Regions from separate parts of the Homo sapiens genome. Here regions 2 and 3 are each linked to region 1. Evidence: chromatin contacts called from ENCODE Hi-C or POLR2A ChIA-PET data. All regions are on one chromosome and are shown on one strand. The core of a region is the stretch at or near the end of the contact, and the rest is flanking DNA. Distances in the headings are between cores, read along the strand shown.

What was found. A loop is a pair of places that touch in the nucleus more often than their neighbours do. ChIA-PET counts read pairs that join two places held with the same protein, here RNA polymerase II (POLR2A). Pooled maps may share reads with other maps.
Region 2: a loop to region 1 is called in a map of IMR-90, with 2.0 times the contacts of the local background. The contact joins the enhancer-like site here to the promoter of LINC00309 in region 1. A Hi-C loop is called at or near these places in 10 of 168 maps with a recorded cell type or tissue (B cell, CD14-positive monocyte, CD8-positive, alpha-beta T cell and 7 more), 15 of 37 single-sample maps with no recorded cell type and 15 of 50 pooled maps. POLR2A ChIA-PET finds 5 or more read pairs at or near these places in 9 of 52 experiments (B cell, GM12878, H1 and 6 more).
Region 3: a loop to region 1 is called in a map of left lung, with 7 times the contacts of the local background. The contact joins the enhancer-like site here to the promoter of LINC00309 in region 1. A Hi-C loop is called at or near these places in 1 of 168 maps with a recorded cell type or tissue (left lung) and 1 of 50 pooled maps. POLR2A ChIA-PET finds 5 or more read pairs at or near these places in 9 of 52 experiments (H1, MCF 10A, OCI-LY7 and 5 more).

What each region holds. Positions count from the first base shown.
Region 1 is chr2:64,202,993-64,207,569 of GRCh38, forward strand. It overlaps LINC00309 (long intergenic non-protein coding RNA 309), which reads right to left and starts at 2,493. Exons shown (of 6, transcript NR_033837.1): 1 at 298-2,493; 2 at 1-96. RefSeq lists an enhancer at 1,258-1,587.
Region 2 is chr2:64,259,001-64,263,577 of GRCh38, forward strand. No RefSeq gene overlaps it. Among named protein-coding and RNA genes, the nearest start is that of LINC00309, 56 kb to the left of the region's middle. RefSeq lists an enhancer at 1,694-1,873. Within about 2 kb of position 1,976, at least 18 of the 41 ENCODE cell types and tissues checked have a DNase peak (open chromatin) inside an H3K27ac peak, as active enhancers do; they include B cell, CD14-positive monocyte, GM12878 and 1 more, where a contact is called at or near this core.
Region 3 is chr2:64,240,771-64,245,347 of GRCh38, forward strand. All of the region lies in intron 2 of LOC100507006 (a long non-coding RNA gene), which reads left to right. Among named protein-coding and RNA genes, the nearest start is that of LINC00309, 38 kb to the left of the region's middle. Within about 2 kb of position 2,566, at least 2 of the 41 ENCODE cell types and tissues checked have a DNase peak (open chromatin) inside an H3K27ac peak, as active enhancers do.

The DNA of each region.
Region 1 (4,577 bases), core at 1,243-3,742:
CTGCTATTTTCCCAGAAGAAAAATGGAAAGAATACTTCTTGAGAGTATGTTGACAGTCTGTCTAGAATTTTCAAGTGTAGGAGACTTTGAAAGTAGCTTAAATGTAACGATTGTAATTACTATTTGTGTATACAAAATGAATTTAAGGACTATTCTAATTGCTAGGAAACATGCAAACCTAAAAAGGAGGTTTATTGCTTTTTTTCAAGCATAGGAAAAACTAGGTGGCTGAGAATCTTTACAATTTTTGGAGAAAAGAATCTTAACAAAACCACAGGAATGAAAGTGAATAAGAACCTGTTTGTTTGAAGACATCAGAAAAGTGGTTTTTGTCAGGGCTGTTTTCTAGGAGTCAAAAAATATTTGAAAGTAGAATCTATAATTGTGACTCATACAGCAGTGGGTCCTGATTACATAAAAAAGGCACACACGCTCTAGTAGAGCATATTTTTTAATAGAATTTTAAACCCAGAGTACTTTCTCCTTTAAAATCTCTTTTCCAAAATTTGATACCTATTTTGCGTAAGTGTACAGTAAAACAAATTTAGGCTGTCATGATGGAGTCTACTTTCCTCTCTCTTCTACTGAAATCTCCTTTTTGTCATCTTCTTGAAATGGTCATTTTAAGTCACACATAAAAAAACAAAACAAAACAGCAAATAGAAGTTTTATGGGAATGGAAATGATTCACGGAGAGCTGGTTGCAGCAGGGAACTGGGCCTCGCTTGCATCTGGAGATCAGGGCTCTGTAGAGCCAGTACTTGCCCCTGACCCAGCCCCCTTTCCAGCAGTGTTTATATGCTTTCTCTGCTTCAGCTGATCAGAGGATATTCCATTCTAAGCCTTTCATGGGACAATGTTTATGTGATTTTTTTTTTCTTCTTCTTTGTGGGGAGGATTCCTCCCTGCCTCTTGGAGCTTAGCAGCACTAAGAAATGTCATCCTAAGGTCACATTTAGATTAAAACCCAGTAAAACCTGATGGACTTGTTATAGCAAGTGACTGTGAGGGACACTCACAGTATGATGACTGTGGCTTGCTAGTCTACCATGGGGACAGGAATGAGGGTGGGTCACAGGAGGTCCTAACGGGGAGGCAAATCTGCTTTAGCAGCAGCTCGTTTCAAGAGGCTGGGTGTTGCGGCATTAATTCTCCTGGGTTGGGAGCCTGGGCAGGGTGGGTGTCAAGTGGCTCTGGCAACTGGACCCCTTCGGGGTTGCCCTCAGGATCAGGATGAAAAGGGGGAAGTCAGGCTGGAGCAGCAGCGCGGTTCACGCAGAGAGCACCCCAGGCAGCCACGAACTGGCTTGCTCCGTTCAGATTTCTCTTAAACAGCAGTTTTCCGTTTCTGTTCTATGGCCTCTGAGGGAATTTCCCAAATTAACCTTCACTAAGCTTTCCTGAGGGACTGTTTTTGAGCGCTGATGGGGGAATTTCCCCCTTTTGACCACACTGTTGCCCGGAGACTTGTTGCTGCTCTTCATCTGGGGATTTTCTCACTGGCATTTTGCTACTTCCTGTTTCCCAAGAGTCTCTGCTCTCTGGGAACTGAAGATTTATCAAGAGAAGGGGACAAACAGCCTTTAGGAAAAAGGGGAGGAGGGTGTATTTAATACAGTGGTGCTTTTCTTCCCCTCCTTTAGTTCTTTGCTACAGTAACATTGGATTTGAAAATCAGGCCCAGGGAGCTTGCTGAGAGCTTCGGATTGATTACGCTAAACATTCCACAGGAACTTGAGTTGTACGGTGTAATCACAAATCACATAAATGATTGTTTTATTAGAATATCTATCCTCTATTTGGGATGGATAGAAACCCCTGTGTTAAAAGAAACCACTAAAGAAATCATTACTCCTTTTACTTAGTGAAAATGCACTACCACTTGTTGAATGTTTCCTGTGTGTCAGCCATGGCACTGGGGCTTTGCATACATTTCTCGTCTGATGCTAGCAACAACCTGGAGGAGTAGGGCTTATTCAGACTCATTTAATAGATGAGCGAACCAAGCCTCGAAGAGGCTCTGAGAGGTTAACTGACAACCACATTTTCCCGGCTGGTATTAAGCAAAGCTCCAATTCTGTGGATTCCTAAAGCCTATGCTCATATTTACTCAGCTATAAATTTGTATTGAACTGGGGATTTGTTTCATGGGTCTCTTAGGTGCTATTACCAGGAAAGCAGCAGGAGAGACCCCGAGAAGAAGCAGATCCCCAAAACCAGAGGTGAAAATATTTTAGGGAGCAGTATTGATAGTCCTTGGCTTAACCCTGTGCACTTGCCAGGCCCTTTTGCCATGTCACCTGGAAAAAGCTGCTGACTTGAAAGGTGACAGGAATAAATATATTTAAAAAGCTTCAATTGAACGAATTCATTAGTTCTTTCTCTTAGAGAAACTTTCCACCTAACCACTGCTGTCACCTTGCTACTTCCTACCCTAGCTTTGTACATTTTATCAAGGGTATTAGAAATAATTCCCCTGGGGACAGGTCCCAGAATCTCTCTGGCCCTGCTCTGTGGAAGTTGACATCTAGAGAAAATAATGTTCTGGAATTGCTCTACCTCCTTGACTCTTGATGCTCTTAAGCCAGATGAGTGTCTGTGCATGCATGTGTGCACGTGTGTCTGTGTTCTTGTGGTATGAGGTTCTTGGGGGATGGATTATTAGCCACAGTTGACCTTTGCAAAGTTCTCCAAGTATTAAATATTTTCACTTCCACTGGAGGAGTGATCAGCATACACGAGGGGGTGCTGGAAGCAGCTTGGGGAGTGACCTGGCTGTTCCTGGGAGTTCCTGAGGAAAGGGGGTGCAAAATCTGCATTGGTGCCCCCTGCTTCCTGCACACTTTGCAGCAGCTCTTCCTCTCCAGGGTTTGTCTAGGAGGGCTCCTAGCTGTATTGTCTTCATCCACATAGTGAACTCTGATAACCACCAAATGTTGAGAGTTGACTAGTTGCCTAATAGTTTACCTGCATTGACTTAACTTGATCCTCACCCATGAAGGTAGGCAAAATGATTCCGTTTAAAACAAAACAAAACAAAAACAGTGAGAAGACCAAGGCCCTGGAAGGTTAAAATGGCCCAAACCTACCGGCCGGGCGCGGTGGCTCACGCCTATAATCCCAGCACTTTGGGAGGCCGAGGCGGGCGGATCACGAGGTCAGGAGATCGAGACCTTCCTGGCTAACACAGTGAAACCCCGTCTCTACTAAAAATACAAAAAATTAGCCGGGCGTGGTGGCGGGCGCCTGTAGTCCCAGCTACCCGTGAGGCTGAGGCAGGAGAATGGCGTGAACCTGGGAGGTGGAGCTTGCAGTGAGCCGAGATCACGCCACTGCACTCCAGCCTGGGTGACAGAGTGAGACTCCGTCTTGAAAAAACAAACAAACAAACAAACAAACAAAAAATGGCCCAAACTACCTAACTAGTAAGTCAAGGGGTTGAGATTCAAATATTGGTGGGTCTGATTCATAGCTGTAGCTTTATTATGGCCAGGGGTGGGTGAGTGGAGTAAATCTTATTTATTTTTTAATCACTAGGAAACTATATCCTAGCCTTGAAGTTGCAAATATACAGGCTGTTATCATTTCAAATAATCAGGTGGTAGAAAGAGAGCAAGATTCTAATCAGCACAATGCCCAGGCCAGGGAAGGAACGTGGCGCGACCCAGAGGACCCTGGCTTGACCAAAAGTGGTATTTGGAAAAGGGGGCACCGATCCTCTTTTGTGCTAAAGGGGACATGGTTTTCTTATCTTCACTGTTTCCAAGGCATCTTCTTAGTGGTGGCTCTGCAACTAGAGAGGGCTAAACAAGCAACGCCAGGTTTAGGCTTTCATCCCATTGTGCTTGAGAAAAAAACAAGTCTTCCCAAATCTAGTACTTTACAACACTTCATAATTAAGCAGCCAAGAATCTGTCTTTCAGTGTTTGTGCCCAGTCACTGGTACACATTATAATCAAAATCCCTTTTCCCTTCAAAGCAGAGCATCACTGCCTTTCCCACTATTCTCCTGCAGAAGAGCAGGGGAAGGAAGCACCAGGGTCCATCATGGAGGTAAGAGAAAAGTTCTGCTTCCCATGCCCACTATGATGTATGCCTCTCATGTATCACATGGGGTCCAGGCTGAAAGATGTAATGTGCAAGAACCTCGAGAAAAGCACAGCTGTGTCTTGGTGGAAAGAAAGGCACTTCTATCAGGAGTCTGTCCAAGTTCTAATCGTTACCCTTCTCTCCAAGTGCCACATCTTAATCAATTTCAATCCCTTGAATGTTGTCCCTGTTCATTTTGTGCTGCTATAACAGAATACCTGAGACTGGGTATTTTATAAAGAACAGGTTTCTTTCAGTTCTGGAGGCTGGGAAGTACAGGGTCAGGGGCCTGCACCGGGCAAGAGCCTGTGTTTTGTGTTATCCTATAGCAGAAGGCAGAAGAGCAAGACAGTGTGAGAAGGAGAGAGGGTGAGGAAGGGGGCCTGTCTCTTAAAGTCATCTCTTAAAGATCTCACTCCTCAATGCTGTTGGGTAGGGGATTAAGTTTCCAACACATGAACTTTATGGGACACGTTCAAACCATAACA
Region 2 (4,577 bases), core at 726-3,225, 55 kb after region 1:
TTAAATATTGTTTTCTATCCATGGGCCTTTGTAAAGTAACTACCTCTGGGAGAAGTAACACATCAAATCTTTAACACTTTAGTATAAATGAGCATATGAGATTGATTCCTCTATTATCTGATCAGCAGGCTGGGAACCCTTGGTATGCAGTCATGGAGACACCTCTAAACTCAGCCTTGAATGTATATCTTTGCTTTAAGAAATTCCAACTCCTACTTGGAGGAAAACAACAGAAAAAGACCCCCTCTGTTGATGATAGGTCTGAAGGAACTTCTTATGTAAAGGATAGCCATATTTTAATTTTATTTCTTTCCCAAGAACAAGAACCTTCTCCTGACCTGCAACACAGCCCCTCACTTTGTCCATAGAGTGCTGGAGGCTTCGTGCTATCATTTGTGTCTCATTTTTATTCTATTCACATATGTCTAGGGAGTGGGTCCTTTGAGATTTCTTCTTGGCTCTGCTTCAGGCTCCATAATAGCAATGGATCCACATTTCTTAATACAGTGAGGGCAGGTGGCAGCAAGCCAAAGCTGCCTCCGGGTGTATGTGTGCAGGAGTGGTGTTTTCAGCATGCATTGAAAAATCAGGAGCCAGCCAGGACAAAAGCCCAGAGTGACAGTGTGGCCCTCAGAAGGATGCCTGCACCAAGTTAAAAAAAAAAAATCATTTTTTTCTATTGAATTCAGTTAAGATTCTGTGCCAGGTTTTGTTCCTAGGAGCATCGTGTATGGGTGCGTGTGTGTGCCCACGTGCACACGGCTAGTTGCTCACACAGCTGCTACCTGATAAATCACAGAGGCAGGTTGTAGAAGTTGAACCTGGAGAGTGTTCAGAAGGTGGCTGAGGGTGTGTTCACACAAGGCTATCAAGGGCAAATGAAGTGGCCCTGACCTTGTTAGTAATTTGTCTCCTCTCAAGGCTTTCAAATATATTTGTGTCATTATATACCCTCAGGACATTCATTAATTGCCTATCTGGATGATTCTGTTAATAACATGTATTTATTCCAAACACAAGTTGTTAATAGGAAATACTAAAACAAATGTGAATGTGGAATGTTTTTCGTTATTCTAGAGTATGGAACCACATATATAAATGTGGTACCACATGCATTCATACTCCATTTCACAAGCCATTGTCCCTCAGTACATGTAATAGTGTTTTCCTAGGAATGTGTGTCTAATTTAAATAGTTTTAAATAAAATCATACTTTTTTTTTTTTAGACAGGGTCTTGCTCTGTTGCCCCGGCTGGAGTGTACTGGTATGATCTTGATGCACTGCAACCTCTGCCTCTGGGGCTCAAGTGAGCCTCCCACCTCAGCCTCCCAAGTAGCTGTGACTACAGGTGTGTGCCACCATGCCCGGATAATTTTTATATTTTATGTAGAAACAAGGTTTTGCCATGTTGCCCAGGCTGGTCTTGAACTCCTGAGCTTAAGCCATCTGCCTGCCTCGGCCTCCCGAAGTGCTGGGATTACAGGAGTGAGCCCCTGCACCTGGGCAATAATCATACTTTAATCTCTCTAAAAATTTAGAGTTCCGGTTGCAAAACTTCCCTTTCTGCAAAGAATGAGTTAAGAATGAGAGGGTCATTGGCCGAGTCATTTTCCCTCTGTGGGCTTAGTAGTCTCATCTATAAAAGAGGGTGAGTGTAATGAAAGATTTCTAAGATCCCTTTTCAGCTTTATCATTCTGGGTTCTAAAAACTGTTTTGTAGTGTGAATAATCACTTCATAATGTGCCCATCATCTTTTAAAATCTGAGATTTTTACTCTTGGCTGCCTTAAGAGGGGTTCAACTGAATTGGGACTAGCAGGTTGTCTGAATTCGTTACTCATCTCCTTTATTCTTTTGGGATGAAGTGGAACAAGTGTTAAGTGATAAAGCTATAAAAGCACACACAGATCAACAGGAAGACAGAGACAGGAAGAGAAGTGGAGACGCGTCAGCATTTTCCCGAGACAGCTTGATCTCGGAAAGCAGAAGTGGAAGTCCCTGTTGTTGGCTCACAGCTTTAGCGCACTGACCTGTCGGTCACAAGCCTTTCCTGGAACCTGGTGGGTTTCAAATGCAAGTGGCTGTGCTGCGGGTGTCTGTGCAGGAGAGGAGTCTGTGAACTGTATGAGTTACAGGAGGTTAATCCACACGGTCAATGCTGGGGCAAGGCCCTCCCATCTTCACCCTGTGAAATTGTCCCCAAACCAAAACATTCATTGAATGAGTTTTTTCTTAGTATTTCTATTGTGGGAAATTAAAAGCCCTTTCCTTGCTGATGGTAAAAATTAGGTAATTTTGTGGCATCAGTGGCTTTCGGTAGTGTAAACCTACTCTTGGAGCAAAGGTCTATTGGCTAAGAATATTTATTAATATATTTTGAAGAGAATTGACACAGGATCAAAGGCTGTTTTATGTATAATCATTTCAAAAACCATAAACCTGTTATTAATTGTTTTAATAACTCTTATATCATCAATAAACATACCTTGGCTATATTTTACCTACATAATTTTGGCTGAATTGATGGGAGTAAATACTACAAAGGTACAGTCTAACCTGGAGTGGGATATACTCCTGAAAATACTGTCAAATTTCAGCGTTCTCTAGATACCTCATTATTTATCAAAAGTTAATAATTAGGGATCTAAAGCCACCATATGATATTGTCACAAAAGTGGTAACTAAACCCCACATCCAGTAACAAGATAATTAAAACCTAAATCTGAATATGGGAGAAAATAGAGTTTAAAGGGAAGTGTGTAGAAGAGGTGCTAGGAAGTTACTGAAGGCAAATTCCACTTGCTCAACAATTCTCCTGTGGACCACGGTGGTAGCCATCAGAGTGGGACTGGAAAGACATGGCACACCATATAAATGTTAGCAGGGCGCTTTGTAAATTGAATATATTTAGTGTCTATTGAACGTTTAGTCTGAGGGTCCATTTCTACCTGCCTGCCTTGAGGTCTTGTTCTCAGTGCTGCTCAGTCGTGACACATGACAGAGGTGTGGCTGAGATCAGCTAGGACCCCAGCTAACTCTCCTGCTTTTCCCAGCTGCACTCTCAGTAGACCTTCTTTTCTAGTCTCCCAGGCTTAATTGAAGCTGTTGTTTTGCTCTTGGATCCATTCTTCCTTCAAATCTATGAAAAAACTACTCGAAAGAAGATTGTGAGCTCTTGCTGCTCCTGATCCCTGAGCAGGAAAGGTGACTCTAATATGATTAATGAGCTCAGCTGGACTTTGCCCCCTGACCTAAGTGATGATGTGGGCTCCCGAGAACATTTAGAGGAGGAGCAGGAAGAGCTCCAGCATGCTGTGATGTCAGATGCCCTCCTGGAAAGGTCTGGGCCTGGAAGAGGCACTCTATCCCAGCAGGATCCCCTGTCAGAGTGTGACAGAAACATGCGGAAGGGGACAGCTACCCACCCACTCACCAATAATAATTCCACCCCTCTGCTAGCTATATGTGCCCTCTGATTCAAGGATGTTCCTGTTAAACATGGTAGCACCTAAATTAATGGGGAAAATGGCTTGAATGGGATACAGAAAGGAGCTTAGCCAAGAGGGAGAACCAGGCGGGAAGGAGATGGCCTGAACTGCAACCAGCCGCAGTTCTCAAGCTCAGAAGGGCTGTCATCACCACCCAAACCATGCTGAGATTAGATGGTGGCTGTGACCTTCTTGGTAAACTGTGTAGTGTTTATTGTATGGATTCAGTTCTTCTCAGTAAGCTTTTCTTTCTTTTAAGAAACATCCCTTCTTGGAGAGGAGAGGTCTTTGAACTGAGTGGGCACTTGACGCTTGTATTGGCTGTGCCTGGAGATGGTGGCTTGTCTGGGATGAAGGGCTTGAGCAGGGGCTGGATCTAGCCTGCTTGGCTTGCTGAGCTGCACCTGGCTCAGGACTGGGTCAGCTATGGGAAGGAGCATCTTTGCGGAACTGGTCTGCCTTCTAGTTTGCAGAAAGGCCTCTTAAGGTGCTAGTGGTATGTGACCACCATCCCAGGAGGGTCCAGGAGCAATGTGCAGTGCATCCTGGTACCAGCAAGGTAGCTCATGCACATACCTGAATGGAGCCCGTTCCTGTTTTAGGTTGCTGCTTACCACTCTTGTACCTAAAGAGAAACAAAACCGTGGCCTTCAAGAATTGGGTGAATGACTGTGCTGACCTACTCTGCTCTTGATGAGACCTGAGACTCCCTCCAGCATGGACTTAGGGAATAAACCCTCTACCCAGAGACAACTCAGAAGACCTGAGTTTTTGCTCTGACTCCATCTCCAAGAGCAGTTTTATCTAGGGTGAGCCTTTTAACCCAAACTTTAGAACCTTCATTTCCTTACCTGTAAATGGGGATGAAAATTTTCACATTCAGGGATCGTCCTGAGGATTAAACAAAAGAACGCTCTGGCGAACATTTCTGTGAGCTGTAATATCCTGAACAAATGCAAATGTTAGAAGCGATTATTACTTCCTATGCATGCTTAGCCTCTGATTCACCTCGGGATGGGAAACCAGATGTTCTTGTTTTCTTTGTGCAGTGGCTACTTCAAAGTCTTGCTAAGTCTACTTAATAATGC
Region 3 (4,577 bases), core at 1,316-3,815, 38 kb after region 1:
GGTGATATCTCATTGTGGTTTTGATTTGCATTTCTCTAATGATTAGTGATGTTGAGCTTTTTTAAATATGCTTGTTGGCTGCATGTATGTCTTTTTTTTGAGAAGTGTCTGTTCATGTCCTTTGCCCACTTTTTAATGAGGTTTTTTTTTCTTGTAAATTTGTTTAAGTTCCTTATAGATGCTGGATATTAGACCTTTGACAGATGCATAGTTTGCAAAAATGTTCTCCCATTCTGTAGGTTGTCTGTTTACTCTGTTGATAGTTTCTTTTGCTGTGCAGAAGCTCTGTAGTTTAATTAGATCCCATTTGTCAATGTTTGCTTTTGTTGAAATTGCTTTTGGCACCTTCATCATGAAATCTTTGCTCATGCCTGTGTCCTGAATGGTATTGCCTAGGTTGTCTTCCAGTGTTCTTATAGTTTTAGGTTTTATATTTAAGTCTTTAATCTATCTTGAGTTAATTTTTGTATATGATGTAAGGAAGGGGTCCAGTTTCAATTTTCTGCATATGGCTAGCCTGTTATCCCAGCAGCATTTATTGAATGGAGAATCCTTTCCTTATTGGTTTTTTTTGAGTCAAGTTTATTGAAAATCAGATAGTTGTAGTTGTGTGGTCATATTTCTGGGTTCTGTATTCCATTCTGTTGGTCTATGTGTCTGTTCTTCTACCAGTACCATGCTGTTTTGGTTACTGTAGCCCTGTAGTAGTTTGAAGTGGGTAGTGTGATGCTTCTAGCTTTGTTCTTTTTGCTTAGAATTACCTTGGCTATTCAGGCTCTTTTTTTGTTCCATATGAATTTTAAAACAGTTTTTTCTACAGTTTAGAACAGTCTTTAAAAATGGTTCTGTGAAGAATGTCAATGGTAGTTTAAAAGAAATAGCATTGAATCTATAAATTGCTTTGGGCAGTATGGCCCTTTTAATGATATTGATTCTTCCTATCCATGAGTATGGAAGGTTTTTCCATTTATTTGTGTCATCTGTAATTTCTTTGAGCAGTGGTTTGTAATTCTCCTTGTGGAGATCTTTCAATTCCCTTGTTAGCTGTATTCCTAGGTATTTTATTCCTTTTATGGCAATCATGAATGAAAGTTTGTTTGTGATTTGGCTCTTGGCTTGACTGTTGTTGGTATATGGGAATGCTAGCAGTTTTTGCACATCGATTTTGTATCCTGAGACTTTGCTGAAGTTGCTTATGAGCTTAAGAAGCTTTTGGGCTGAGACGATGGGGTTTTCTAGATCTAGGATCATGTCATCTGCAAACAGGGATAGTTTGACTTCCTGTCTTCATATTTGAATGCCTTTTTATTTATTTCTTTTGCTTGATTGCTCTGGCCAGAACTTCCAATACTATGTTGAATAGGAGTGGTGATAGAGGGCATTCTTGTCTTGTGCCAGTTTTCAAGGGGAATGCTTCTGCCTTTTGCCCATTGAATGTGATGTTGGCTGTGTGTTTGTTATATATGGCTCTTATTATTTTGAGATATGTTCCTTCAATACCTAGTTTATTGAGAGTTTTTAATATGAAGGGATGTTTTATTAAAAACCTTTCTGCATCTATTGAGATAATCGTGTGGTTTTTGTCTTTAGTTCTGTTTGTGTGATGAATCACATTTGTTGATTTGCATATGTTGAACCAACCTTGCCTCCCAAGGATAAAGCCTACTTGATCGTAGTGGATAAGCTTTGAAAACAAATGATGTTAAATAGATTTTTAAAAAATTAATCTTCCAAATGTCAAGTACCTAACTTAAAAAAAAAACTCACCCATTATTTTGGCAGAGGGGGTTGGGAGAACTAAGACAATATGCCCTAGGTATATTGCTTTTCAATTATCTTAGCTGAGAAGTTAGAAATATAGAAAGTTAGGATTATTGTTTGGAGAACCTAAATGAATGAAACTAATATATCCTTCAGGCTGTGTCTCTTAACTAAAAGGTATCACAGCTTAATCAGGGAGGGGTCATAAACTTAGTGTTGATTCAAGGGGCACTGATAAGCTTTAGGAAGGGCAATAAAACTGACAAAGATGTATTAATTTAGGAAACTTACAGGTGGTGGGTCATCCCTCTTCTACCCCAAGATAGGCTTCATGAGTCCTATTAAAATAACTTTATTTTTATCCCAAAATGAATTTTTGAATCTGCTTAAATAATTGAAGCAAGCTAATGATTGTGAGTTCTGCACCAATTTGTATGTAACAGGTGATTTTGGCTGAGAAGTTTTTGTAACTATTGCCAGTCAACTACCCAGACCATGAACAAACAAACAAACAAATAAGCACTTAATGTGTTCTTGTAGAATAAGGACTAAACTTAAATCCTGCAAAGGCTCAGTAACTCCTCTGTGGTGGAGAATGCTAGCTGTCTGCCAGAATCAGTGCTTCTATTTCCCAGGCTCCTTTGGAGTTTGGGAGGAATTGATTTGGGCAACTTTCATCCTATTTACTTAAGAGTCATCTCTGGCCCTGGACTGTCCTCTTTCCCTTTCTGGATAGCTGGAATAGAGCAGCCCTGGGAGATGCATGTTGAAGATAGCAAGAGACACTGTCTGTACCAGCTCTCAAAGGACTATGTGGCTCAGAGCTGTCTGCCAACCCTGAGCGAGTCATCTAAGACCAAAATATGACAGAGGCAACCTTCTGCATTCTCTGAGTTAGTGGGTCTTCCATCACAGCTACTTAGCCCACTTTGTCTAATGTACCTTCAAAAAACAGGGATTCTGGCAAATTGTGCTGGGGAGTATGACTTGGACCTATGATCTCCCATCTTTGACCCTAAATCTCTGCTTTAGGACTCACAAAGTCCAGTGTGTCTTTGGGCACATGCCTAAGCCTGCAGCACAGATTCCAACTAACCCAGCCACCTGCGTGGAGGCAAAGTCCATCTCACTCCCCAGGTCAAGGCTGAACAGGGCAGGGAAGAGAATGGTTGGCCTCCCCTTGTGAGAGGACCTTGCTGGTTTTGCTCCTATATGGATAAATGAAGCACAGGGGTGGACAAGAAGAATTTGAACTAGATAGGCTGGAGCCTGTTCCTCCTATTATGAGACATGTAATCCACCATAGATAAGAGTGGGGCTTAGTCAGTGTTAAGCTCTGGCCAACTGGTTCAGCCCTTCCTCCCTTGAGGAGCAACAGCAAGTAGTTAGGGAGAAAACATGGAGATTCCCTCTCCATCATTCCCCAGAAGGGAGGACACAGAAGCTCTATAGAAAAGACCTGGTATAGGGAAGTGTATATTGATTAGGGTGGGAGAAGGGGTAGAGAAAATCTTCCCTTTACTCAAACAAGTCAGCTATCAAATGTGCTTTCCGAGTTGATCTGTTGAATGAGCCTAATTGGTGGCATCCACATCAATATTAGAGAATGTTTGCCAAATATGAGAATTTTGGTTTCACTGTTTGGTAATCCTGGCCTTTTTGAGACACACCCTGTGGGAGAGGACACAGAAGCATTGGATAATAGATGCAAAGGTAATGAATCCCCAGGAAACAGAATCTCAGTCACACCCTGTTCTTTCCCATGTCCTGTGACAGGTTCCTGGGTGACTCACAGGCAGGCCCACCCTAACATTTGTGGGGTTTGAGAGAAAAGTATCAACAGTTATTCAAATGTTTTGAATCAAGCTAACAAATTATAAAATATGTGCTATTCTTTGAACCATGAATTGGAATATTTAGAAAAAGCAAGAAAATTGCCTCTGAACACTACTGCAAAGCAATCTTTAATGCAATAGTCTATTCCATTCATGGTACCTGAGGAAAGGTTGGGCAAGTTGTCTTCTCTTGTGTTTTAGCCACTCAAACCCATAAAACCTCTGCAGCAGTGTCCATCTCTGAAGTCCACAGCAGCAAGATCCACATCTCTGATGGCATTTGGATGTGAGGCAAGAGATGTGGGGAACATTTCCCTGAAGCCTGAACAGAGAAGGTCAGGAGATCTGATGTTTAGGGTCAGGGTCTCAGTTGCAAGAGCTGAGGGACAAAGCTGTCCATGTGTTCTTTAACATTATGTCTTTTTTGTGTTTGTGACATGTGGAGTCCTCCAAAGCATGGTCCCCTCTTGCCTGGGCCTAAGGGCAGTATGTCTTGCACATTCTTTTTGGACGCTTACTTGGAAGATTTCTTGCAGTTGTGAATGGAGCCACTCCTGCTCTGCTGTCTGAGACTGTATATGCTGCTCTGAGAGTGAGCTTTCTTCCTAAGGATTCTTTCATTAGCATCCTGAATGGAGGGCGTTGTCTTTTCTAGTTCCTGATAGCCCTCTTTCTAGGGAACAGGGGACAACAGCCCCAGAGTTAGCTCAGGGGCTATTTGGGCAGCATTATCCTTTGTATTATCTGGAAGCATCCTTCCACACCAACAGTCGGCCAGAGCACCCAGGCAGAATCTAGGCATCCAAGTTCTCGACCGCTTCCCCAACTTCCCTTCAGTCCCACATATTTCTTTTTCATTCTTTTCCTTCAGGGCTGACTGAGTCCTCCAGCAAATACACAGGGCTCCTACTCTCCACCCCAGTAGCCAAATACCTGAACTGGGCCTGCAGATTACCATGGCCCCTTCCCCATCCCCCATTT